Linked DNA regions of Homo sapiens: region 1 is linked to region 2. The links are chromatin loops, found by intact Hi-C in ENCODE. Cell type or tissue: sigmoid colon. All regions are shown on one strand. Each heading gives the region's core, and the rest is flanking DNA. Links, peaks and the distances in the headings are about the cores only.

What was found. Peaks named below come from ENCODE experiments on the same cell type or tissue, not always from the same donor. Only the 100,000 strongest peaks of a DNase experiment are listed, where the experiment ranks them.
Region 1: it touches region 2 in a loop (7-fold over the local background); 1 of 110 quality-filtered maps calls a loop at or near these places.

Annotation. Positions count from the first base shown.
Region 1 is chr2:46,663,649-46,669,019 of GRCh38, forward strand. No RefSeq gene overlaps it. Among named protein-coding and RNA genes, the nearest start is that of SOCS5, 33 kb to the right of the region's middle. In sigmoid colon, for the core only: no CTCF peak of the experiment used is centred there; DNase peaks (open chromatin) are centred at 2,833 and 4,502.
Region 2 is chr2:46,844,412-46,849,782 of GRCh38, forward strand. The region is part of intron 1 of LINC01119 (long intergenic non-protein coding RNA 1119); the gene reads left to right. LOC107985880 (a long non-coding RNA gene) reads right to left here. Exons shown (of 2, transcript XR_001739449.2): 2 at 4,672-5,371. Among named protein-coding and RNA genes, the nearest start is that of LINC01119, 19 kb to the left of the region's middle. In sigmoid colon, for the core only: no CTCF peak of the experiment used is centred there; DNase peaks (open chromatin) are centred at 2,990, 3,540, 4,300, 4,810 and 2 weaker places; H3K27ac peaks cover 3,547 bases.

The DNA of each region.
Region 1 (5,371 bases), core at 175-5,174, 180 kb before region 2:
TGCTCAGGCACCCACAACTGGTTACTGGCTAAAGCCAGACTAGAACAGGGACTTCTGGACTCCTAATCTGGTGCTTTCTCCACCACATCCGGCTGGTACCTGGCCAGGATGCCAGGGAGTTGCTATTCTAATAATAAACATGTTATCCTTCATGGTTGAAGATTACCATTCCCTGCATGGTTTCTTCTTCCTCTGCCTTCCCTAGTCCAACAGAGCCCGCCCTGCTGGCTCAGGACAGAAATAGCCTAGCCCAGCCCACTCACCCACCAACCAGTGGGGCTTAGAATCAGGTCATGCCCCACAGCCAGGTGCCTAAGCACCTGGTGTCTATGTTACTGTCCAAGGGTTATTGCTGGTAAATGAATTGGAGATCTGAGGCCTTTGTAGTGACTACTGGGTGTGCATATTGGCCCTGAGTTATATATAGCTCTTTCTACATTCTCCATGTTCTCCTGAGGCTTTGACCTTGATGTTGGACATTTCAGCTCATTATTCTGCCTAGCACCTAAATCCTCTGCTGAGGTTAGAGCTCCACTCTGAATGATGATCCCATGATAGGAGACTCTACTGCTGTTGGTCTTCGTTCCTGAACTGGAGTGTCGGTCTATACCCAAACTTGGTTGCTGAGTCCTGCAGCCCACAGGTCAACCGTCCCTGTGGTATCTGCCCACCCAGAGGCTTTCTGAGCTCCGACTCCCTTTCAAATTCCCTGGGCTATGCTCTGCCTGCCAGATTAGAAACCTCAGGCTCAACCTGGTATGAAATCAAAGCTGAGATTGACCTTGAGATGCTTGTCTACCTGTCACTGGCACTTCCAGGGCCAACTTCTGCACTGGATCACTTCCCCAGCCCCACCTCACCCTGGCCACATGCCTTCATCTGCCAGTGAGATCTAGCACAAAGATGTCCTGCAGAGGACAAGTGCTTCAAGTGATTTTTTTCCAGCATGGGGAAGGAGTACACTAACCTGTCTGTTGTAATAGTTTGCAGGTCTCTGTCGATATGGGAGGTGGTCATCTGGAAGGAGACAAAGGGTTGGCTCAATTGTTCTGCATAAATAATTGGTAGATACTGGAGGTAATGGAGAAAATACAACAGAGAATCTTGGAGAAGATTGGAGCAGTTTGAATGATACAGGTGGCTGGAACATAGATGGGGAAAGCAGAATAAAAAATTTGCTATGTGGAATAGCCAGAGGACTTTCGCCGCTCAATTTTAATTTGTCCACTGTAGAACAATATGACCTCCTTATTGCTCCAAATCTTGATACATTTGTATAGCTTTTGTGGTGGTGGCATGTGTTGGGGGGGAAGGTGAAAGAGCAGGGCCATATATAGAAGTGTGGCTTGCTCCACTCACCTCTGCTGAGACCTACGTGTAGCTAGCAGCATTGTAACTTGGTTCTAGGTTGCACTTTGCTAGTTCTAGGTGGTGAACCTGGAGGAGTGAGCAGTGGCTGGAAATGGGGCTGGAAGAGGAAGCAAGGAGAGCTTAATGCAACTGGCAGCTGGCAGATGGGTGACTTGAATAGATGCATGAAACATACACCTAGTTTGCTCTAGTATGTTTGCCAAACATACTAGAGGCTTCAAAGGCAACTCTTAGATGACAGTACTGGATAATTCTGGAATTTATTGTCAGCACACTCTAGCCATTTGAGAGAACTAGCCTGATGTGAGACATAGATTTTCTTTCTTTCTTTCTTTCTTTTTTTTTTTTGAGACGGAGTCTCCCTTTGTCGCCCAGGCAGGAGTGCAGTGGCACAGTCTCGGCTCACTGCAACCTCCGCCTCCCAGGTCCAAGCGATTCTCCTGCTTCAGCCTCCCGAATAGCTGGGATTACCGGCACCCACTACCATGCCCAGGTAATTTTTATATTTTTAGTAGAGACGGGGTTTCACCATGTTGGCCAGGCTGGTCTCAAACTCCTGACCTCAAGTGATCCACCTGCCTCAGCCTCCCAAAGTGCTGGGATTACAGGCATGAGCCACCGCACCCAACCGGTAGATTCTCTTTCATTTAGATCCAATTAACTTGGAATCTGTGCTTCCTTGGTCAGAAGTTTGGGGGAAATAATCTTTTGTCTTGTCTATGAAGAAACAAATCAGAAGTAGAAACAAAGTGAGAGGGAGAAGGTTTAGATTTTGTAAAGGAACAGGTCAGTACTTTTCCCATACTAACAAAGTGTTTATTGCCCTAGAAAAATAATTTGCAATAAATCCATCAATAGTTTACAGGAATGTATGGGTTTTTAAAATGTGAAACCCTCAATCCTTTTTTGAAATTTGGTTTGAGGACAGTTCTAAATTTCTTCCTAACCCCTTTCTCTCCCATAACTTTCATCCCTTTATTTCTCCCAGCCAGGCCTTCCATGGTGTGGAAATGATATGGAAAGTCAGGTTGCCATTTTTTGTAAGGCTCCCCACAGTATCCTGGACGAATTTTCTTTCTCCTTTCCAAATAAGCGTCGATCATTGGACTGAAGTGGATGGTTGAGATGTTGCAGTGGGAATAAAAGGAGGTGGCGAGAACGTTCTTGCCTAAACCATTCCCCTTCCTTTGTTCCCAGCCCAAGGGCTGCTGGACAGTGTCTCTCAGAGTACACCTTGGTCCTTTTCCTGAGAAAGACAAACTTGGAAGTGACTAGCAGGTCTAATTATGCCTCTATGGAATCCAAATGCTGGAAGGAGACAAAGAGAAGTCTGGAGGCCTCCGACTGGAGAGAGAGCCTGATGGATTAAATCCAAGCTTCGCACAGTCCCAAAAAGCTGTCAGGGTGCCTGGGCAGCGTGGAGCCGATCTGGACGATGCATTCCAGATGGCCCGCCTTCCTTCTTTAGGTTTGGGGCCAGTTGGAGCTCCCGGGCGGTCTCCTAAGGTAGCCCCCCAGAGAGCTCGGGGCAGCTGTCCAGATGGGAGGAACCAAAATAAGAATCACTGTGGCAGGCTTGGAATTGGAGGAAAGCCCCCACCCCCCAACTTTGTGTTGAACATCTGGATATCATTTTTCAGACTTTTAAAAACACTAACTCTACTCTGTGAAATACAGCCAATTCATTTCTTTAAAAAAAAAAAAAAAAAAGCACTTGGGGAACATTCTAGGCCAAGCAGTTGCCCCAAAGTGGATCCAAATAATTTTGGGCTATATGATATAGTGGAGCTCAGAGAAAAGCCTCCAAAACTAACAGGCATCTGATCATCACCCGACTCCCCACCTCCCAAATTCACCAGCTGACAATGATGCCACCCGCTACAGGGACTCTAGGGCAATGCCAGGGATTTGCAATATATTTTACTTTTTGGTTTTGTTTAATTTTAGCTTACACAAAATGTACAAGTCAGATGTGGAAGATTGTCTCATATTCAAGGATTTCAGGCTAAGTTATGGAAAATCAGCATGAGACAGAGAGAAGGGACAGAGAGAGTATGTGAGAGAGAGAGGGGGGAGAAGGAACAGACCCACTGAGCCACTTGAAAACTCCACGGTCTGTAAACCTGCTCTGGCCATGACAGAATTCTTTATTGTGAAGACAGGTCTACTGGCCTGCAGGTCCCTTGCAACCACGTGGCTGAATGGTAACCTGAACTGAGTCAGCCAACTGCAGCCCCTTCTCCAAAGGCCCTGAGGGGAGGCGAGAGGCAGGAGCCTCTACCCCAAGAGTGCCCATGGTCAAAAAGGAGAGAAACCCTTCCTGCTCTTAGGAAATCCCAACTTATGAGGCATAGGTAGGTCCTAGTGCTGGCAAGCTTTTGGCTTACCAGAAAAGAATAGTCACAGAGCACCATGTGCTAGAAAGTTCCAAGGGAAAGGAGTCTAAAAATATTGAGCAGACACAGTGAAGGAGTGAACAAAATAGGTCAGGTTTATTTGGAAGGAAAAAGGTTGCTAAAAGAGAAAACCCTTTCCAATCCAATAGTCATAAACAAAGGAAGCCCAGGTACAGATCTTGCCCAGCCATTCCAATTTCAATTCTGTGGCTGTTAGAATTCTACTTCAGTGAAGCTATGCGGACACATATCTAGAAAGTATGTGTCAGGAAATGAAAATCTGACACATCCTGTCAATTCTCCAAGTGTACCTTGATTGAGGAATAGAAAATATTTGGCCTAGTCTACATTCGTAGAAAATAACACCCAATACACAAATATCTACTGTAACTATGTATCATTGTACGAAAACAAGCCATGAATAATCACATACATAAGTCTATAGACTGTAAACACGTGGTGATACATCCTTATGCAGCATATCCATGCACTCCCAACTGCCCGATCTCACTGTGTCCTCAGGAGTCACAAGAGCATCGTTATCCCTATCATTCAGAGACCTAATTCAACCCTGGTTCTCCGGATGGTTCAGCATGCAGATCTACAGCCTTAAGGCTTAGACCTTTGCCTGTCTTGACAAGGGCTTTTCTGAGCTGCCAAACAATTCCCTGCTATATGCCAAGGTATTATTAATTAATGTTGATCCCGCTTATGGCAGCTCTGCTGTGAAATGCCAGCCCTGTTAATAGCTCAACGTTGGGCTCATGTCGACTTGGAGTTATAACTCAGGCCTAACCTTTATTTTATCTCCTTTTACGATAATAGAACACTGGAAGATTCTCAAATGCTATAAACAATACTCTTCTGAAACTCATCCACCTCGTGGTAGCAGAAGCACACCATGAGCACCAGCCAATCTTCCTGAAATTATGTTGTAAGTGACAGGCATGCAAGGAAATGACAGGTAAATTTTACTTCCAGACATAAAGGAGAGTTTTTGGTATTCTGTTCCAGACCAGAAAACGTACGTGGTGGAGAATTTCCTTGGACTGGATGTTTCTTGCTCACTTGAATTTTAAGAGAAACTTTCCCAAGGGGTCCAGACAAGTGCTGTTTTGCTCTAAGTCTCTGTATGCAGCAACATTGGTTGTTTTCATCATACCTATACCTGGTAAGCGGCAGCATTGCTCTTCTGCATGATATTAGTACTTTCCTACTGTGGTTGGACTTCTCCCCTTGCGACTCCTGCTTCTCCACGATGTGATGCAGGTTGAATGAAGGAGCATGGGGCTCTCCCAATCAGAGACACCTAAGACTGGCCCCAAATCACCTTGCCCAGGGAACAGAAGAAGCAGATGCCTACGGTGTGGAGCAATGCCCCACATCTGCGCAATTCTAAATTCCATGGCCACTCAGTCTTCATTTCCTTTCCTGAAACTGCCTGTGAGCTCTAGTAAGATGGAGACTCCAAACTTAGAAAGCAGATGCCTGGGGAGGTACTCTGTGCAGAAACTGGAGTCCCTGAGGTTCTGCCTCCTAGGGTTTGGCCTGGATTTTCTAGGACAACTCACTGCACTGGGGAAAATGAGCTCATCCGGTCACTG
Region 2 (5,371 bases), core at 288-5,287:
CTACCTTTTGGCTACTGTGAATAATGCTGCTATAAACATTGGTTTACAGATATCTGTTTGAGTCCCAACTCTCAGTTCTTTTGCTTATATACCTAGGAGTGGAATTGCTGGACCTTATGGTAATTGTATGTTTAACATTTTGAAGAACCGCCAAACTGTTTTCCAAGCAGCAGCACCATTTTGCATTCCCACCAGCAATGTGCAAGGGATCCAGTTTCTGCACATTCTTGCTGACACCTGTTATTTCTCAGTTTTTTGCTTTGCATTGTTTTTGTTTTTATGGCCATCCTAGGAGGTAGAAGGTGGTATCTCATTGTGCCTCTGATTTTCATTTCCCTGATGACTGATGATATTGAGCCTATTTTCATGTGCTTATTGGCCATTTATATATCTTCCTTGGAGAAATGTCTATTCAAGTTCCTTTGCCCATTTTTGAATTAGGTTGTTTGTTTTCTTGGTTGTTAACTTCTGTTGCTTTAAGCCAACAAGTTTGTGGTAATCTGTGACACCAGCCCTAGAAAACAAATGCGTTGCCCAAAATCCAGCCTCCTGGGCAGCAGGACCCCACGGTCAGGCAATTTCTTCCAGAAGGCTGATTAGTCATACAGGTGGCATCAGCACCGACTTTATTCACCTGCCAGTGGATGAATTCTTCAGCTCTTCCCTTCCAAGGCCTGAGACCTGCAAGCCAAGAGGGCTTGAACACCAGTCTCCTCTTCAGTGTGCGCATGCACAACTCTTTCGAGAGGTTTGGAAGTAAAAAGAAGGAGTGGGATGGAGCAGCAGTTGAAGAGAGGGTTATAAGATCCCCTCTGTCTTATAAGGAGGTGTTGCTTTGTTTGATTGTTTGTCTTGAAAGGATGCGAAGACCTGAGTACTTGTAGAGGCTGAGAGAAGAAGCCAGGGGAGAGGGAGAGGGGACATGAAACATCACATCTGGATGCCAAGCACGTCTTCTTTCTGTCTCACTAATCGGAGTCATAGGAGCTTAGCCCTGAAAGGGACCTTAGAGTTTAGCTCCTTCATTTTGCAGATAGAGAGAGAGCAGGCACAGAAGAGGACCTGCCCGGGGTACTTCCGCAGCCAGCTGCTTGCTCCTGACATCCCCTATGTCTAGGACTTCATAGTGTGCCCTCTGGAAAGACAACTATTTTTTAACTGCCTTTTTCCATGTCTCCACAAGTTGTAAAATAGCTCTTCTATTTCTTCTCTGTTCCTATGCCCTTACCCGTCTTCCCAGGACACAATGGCATATGAACCCTTTGTTCCTGCCAAATGCAGCCGAGGAAGTGGGAAGGGCCTTTGGGTTGAGCGGACCAGGAGACTATACCCTGCCGATGGGGATGCTGCCAGGCTCGGCAGGCCTCCACTTCCCCTCTGCCTGTTCCTCTGTCTCCCGGGGTAGGGAAATCCTGGGATCTTTACTCCCCAGCATTCCTTTCCATCATGGTTCTAAGTTAGATTTTGGCAGTAAGATGCACTTGCACAAGCATCAGAAGCTGAAGGCGAGAGAAAGCCCTTCTCTGAATTGGCCTGGGCAGATGCGTGGTAGACGGTGGCTTTCAAACAAGCTCCTGCACGCTGTCTGCTTTCTGCTCTGGTGCTGCAGGCAATTGAAATGATCTCCATGCCTTCTCTGCAATCCTGGCACTTCCTGATTCTGTGGGGTCTGACAGTGACTTCCCTGATCTTCCCTAATGCAGCCCTTCCGTCCATTATGAATGCCTCTAAATCCCTTGTATTAAAACCCCGTGTATTTGGAATATCTAGAGCAGCTTCCAGTATTATAACCAAACCCTGACCGACACGCTGGCATAGATAAAGAAGCTACGTAAAATGATGTGTGGGGAAACATCCTGTTCAATCTTCCCGGCAGTGCTGAGGTTAGGCTGTCATTTTCCCAGTTTCATAGATTAGAAGCCTGAGGCTAAAGAGGTCAAGGTTGCCTGACTCCCAAGTCATTCTCTTTCTACTAGATCATTCTACTCTGCTTCTCTTGATAGATAGGGAGAAGCAGGCATAAGAGGGAAAGAGAAAAGCAGCAGGGGAGGACATGACAGAGATGGACAAAGGAAGAGGCAAGGAGAGACTCATTTGAAGTAGAAAGGGAGAGAGAGAAACCCCAAGGGTTCTGGAAAGTTGGAGAAACTTCTCATCACCTCTACTCAGACGGTGCTTTACAAGGTTACCCTTGCTCTTGGGCAATAGCAATTAGCCAAGTAACCACCGTTCACAGCCCTTTGCCTGTTCTTTATTCTCAGGCTTTTGAGACTGCAGTGTGAACAGAAGACACAACAACCCACGGAGTGAAGAATTCTCTGGGCTGCCCCAGCAATGCAGAGCAGTGTTCCCCTGGAGGGTGGATGAACTCAGGCAGAGGGGCAGCCCCAGCCCTGGGCTCAGGGGGAATGGGAATCAGGTTTGCCCTTGCACCCCAGGGTAGCTGGTGAAGGCTGTCTTGGATAATCTTCGGCCTCTCCCTTCCAGACTCTTCTTTAAGCATCCCCATCCCACCTTGGTATCCTAGTCCCTCTGCTACTCCCGTGCTTGCCTTCCTGGGACAGTGATAGTTGCAGTTCCTGCTGACTTGGAGTGCCCCTCCGCTCTGTGTCCTGTGAGAAAGCGGGTAGGTTGATGAGGGAGGGCAGGGGTGGGAAGCTGGAACCCTCCTACGTGACACCCTGTTCACGGTCCCTCTATGTGGACAGGAAAGGCCAGGCCAGAGTTGGGGGGATTAAAGGCAGTACATGAGATCTGGTCCATATCCCACAATAGCCTGGACAGGGGCCTCAGATTTCCTATAAGCCAATCCCTTTATTTTATTAACAAGGAAATCACGGCTCACAGAGGTGAGGGCAGGAGTCCAAGGCCATACCGTCTGCACACTGGCTCAGGTCCTGGCGCCCAGCCCAGCGCCCTTCCCTCACCTTCTCACTGCCTGGCAGCCCTGCACCTCCCCCAGCCCTGGCGCCCAGTGAGCCAGCACCTCGCATATGATTACAATTACCGTGAGTTTGGCCTGAGCCCAGCCGTACTGCGAGCACAACCAGGCCTGGTCACTGGCCAAGTTTCCATCTCAGTAGAAAAATGAAAAAGTTCAAGGGATGAATGTTAATCCCAAACACACGAGTAGGAAGGAGTGGGGTGAGGGGGAGAGGCCCAGCCAGGATCTCTTAGGGCAACATCAGTCCAGCAAGAGCTCCAGAGACCCACCCCAGGGGCAGAAGGCCTCTGGCTGGCCAAATTTAGGCTGCTTTGTGGTTGTAAATGCTGCCGCCTCCAGGGCCCGAGATGGAATTCAGCTGGTGAGACTTGGCTGGTGGTCCCAGCCCTCCTCGGTTGGCTCCTGCCTTGTGTATTGTTCATGACCTTCTTGTTTCTGTCATTTACTTGAGCATCTCCATCTCCTGCCATGGGTAAGGAAACAGGCACAGAGACCAAGGGACTCGCCTGAGGTCAGATAGCCACTGAGGAGTGGAATGGGCTGAAACATAGGCCTCTGGGCAGCCAGGCTGTCAGACAGCCCCTCTCCGTCAGAGCTCTCCAGAGCAGCCTGGGCCTTCCTAGGATGTTCCTGCTCCCTTCTGCCTGCCACTCTGCTCAGCGTCCGAGGAGCTACCTGGCTCTATCTGCCCCACACCTTGCTGCATGGCCTTGGTGAGGCTCTGAATTCCACCCTGGCTGCTGACTTGTGCCCTTCTAATGCTGACATCTCACATCTTTGAGGCTTCCAGGCTGATGTTTTTCCAGATCTTTCTCTCTAAGACTAAGATTCCTTTTTTTTCTCCCAGACTTGAAACATTTCTGAGTAATACAACTCTCCCAGATTGCTCAACTCCCAGGAACTCCTATCTGCAAACTGTGCTTGGTTCTAGTTTCAAGAAGGGCAGCAGCATATTGGAATTTTTGATCAATGATATATGGGCAGTTACCCTAATATGTATTTCCCCCAGGTTAGATAGATATGAGGACAGCCACTGCTCCTCTGCCTTGGGGACAAAGGAGTTATCATTTTGCTGGAACTCTAAGAACACCGTGTAATATTCTTATGGAGAAAAGCAGCCATCAATTAAATATCAGCTGTCAAATGGGGAAGAGCTGTGGCCCCATAGGGAACAACGGACTTTTTGATTGCTGGTATCCCCAGGGGAATCCACTTCCTCAGAAAATGAGTTCTGTCTGAGATAAATGTGCTTATTTACACCAGCTTCTAGACTGGCTGAGGTCGGCCCAGGGCCTGCAGCCAGGTATCTGAGCAATGGAGAGAGCTCCAGAGTGCAGCTTCTTGCCGACTTGGGGATTTATAGGCTTCCTGACAGGCAGAGCAGCCTCAGTTTCGAGGCTAGAAGCGGGGAGCCAGGGGGTTGGCCAAGGTTTTCTCAGAGGCTTTGCAAGAAGCTGAGCCCTTGTTGGAAATGCCTTTGAAGCCCAGGGGTGTCATCTTCCATCTCCTCTGGAGTCAGAGCCACAGCAGCAGGGCATTTTCGGGGGGAGTTGGGGAGAGTGGGAGAAGGGCATGTAGGCAGCGGGTAGGGGAGCAGAACGTGGAAAGAAAGCATTATTTCCAAACGGTCATCTCTCTCTTTTTTCTGCTTTCCAGTGGCCCAAATGATCACTCTGTGTTTAAGACAATCTGGTCTTTTAAAAAAAAATGAAGAAAGGAAAAGATGTTTTTCCAGGTCTAATTATAAGAGTCATAAGGCTGGAAAGATTTGGAGAAAACATCTGTCTCTCGGCTCTGCCTCCACTAGGTACACACCTAAGCCAAGGGGGAGGTGTTTTTCTATGACTAACCGGCTGGCGGACTCCTTGGGTCTCAGGGCACTCCCACCCTCAATCCATCCACAGTCCCATCGCTGGAGTTAAAGTCCACTTCTTCCTTTTAATCCTCATGGGAACTGGAAAGTGGCCAAGAGCCTGGAAGAGCCAGTGATTTGGGTCCTCCTGGAATGTTAGGGAAAGCAGGTTGGGGGTCTCTGTCTGTCACCCCAGGGCACCTAGTCTTTAAAACCTGTGCTGCCCCAAGAAAGGGCAAGTCTCAGAGCCAGGGCTGCCCAAAGGTCTTCTGTCCCCAGCAGGAGTGGACTGAATAGCGTGCCCCTGGGAGGTTTGTCTTCCTAAGCAGATCCAATCGGTCTTCTTGTTCTGATGAAGTAAAACAGAGTGGATATCCCTTGAGTTAGTGCTGGTGGGAGGAAGTTTGGGGATGGAGAAAGAGTCTCATTCTCTCCCCCACCTGTCAAAACTACAAATCTCCAATTCTCTAAGGTGAGGTGGGGGTCGGGGAGGGAACAGGCAGGTGTCTGGCAGGAGTGGCTGGCCTCCAAGGGTCCCTCCAGCTCTGACTAGCTTTGTGCTCTAAGCCAGGCCC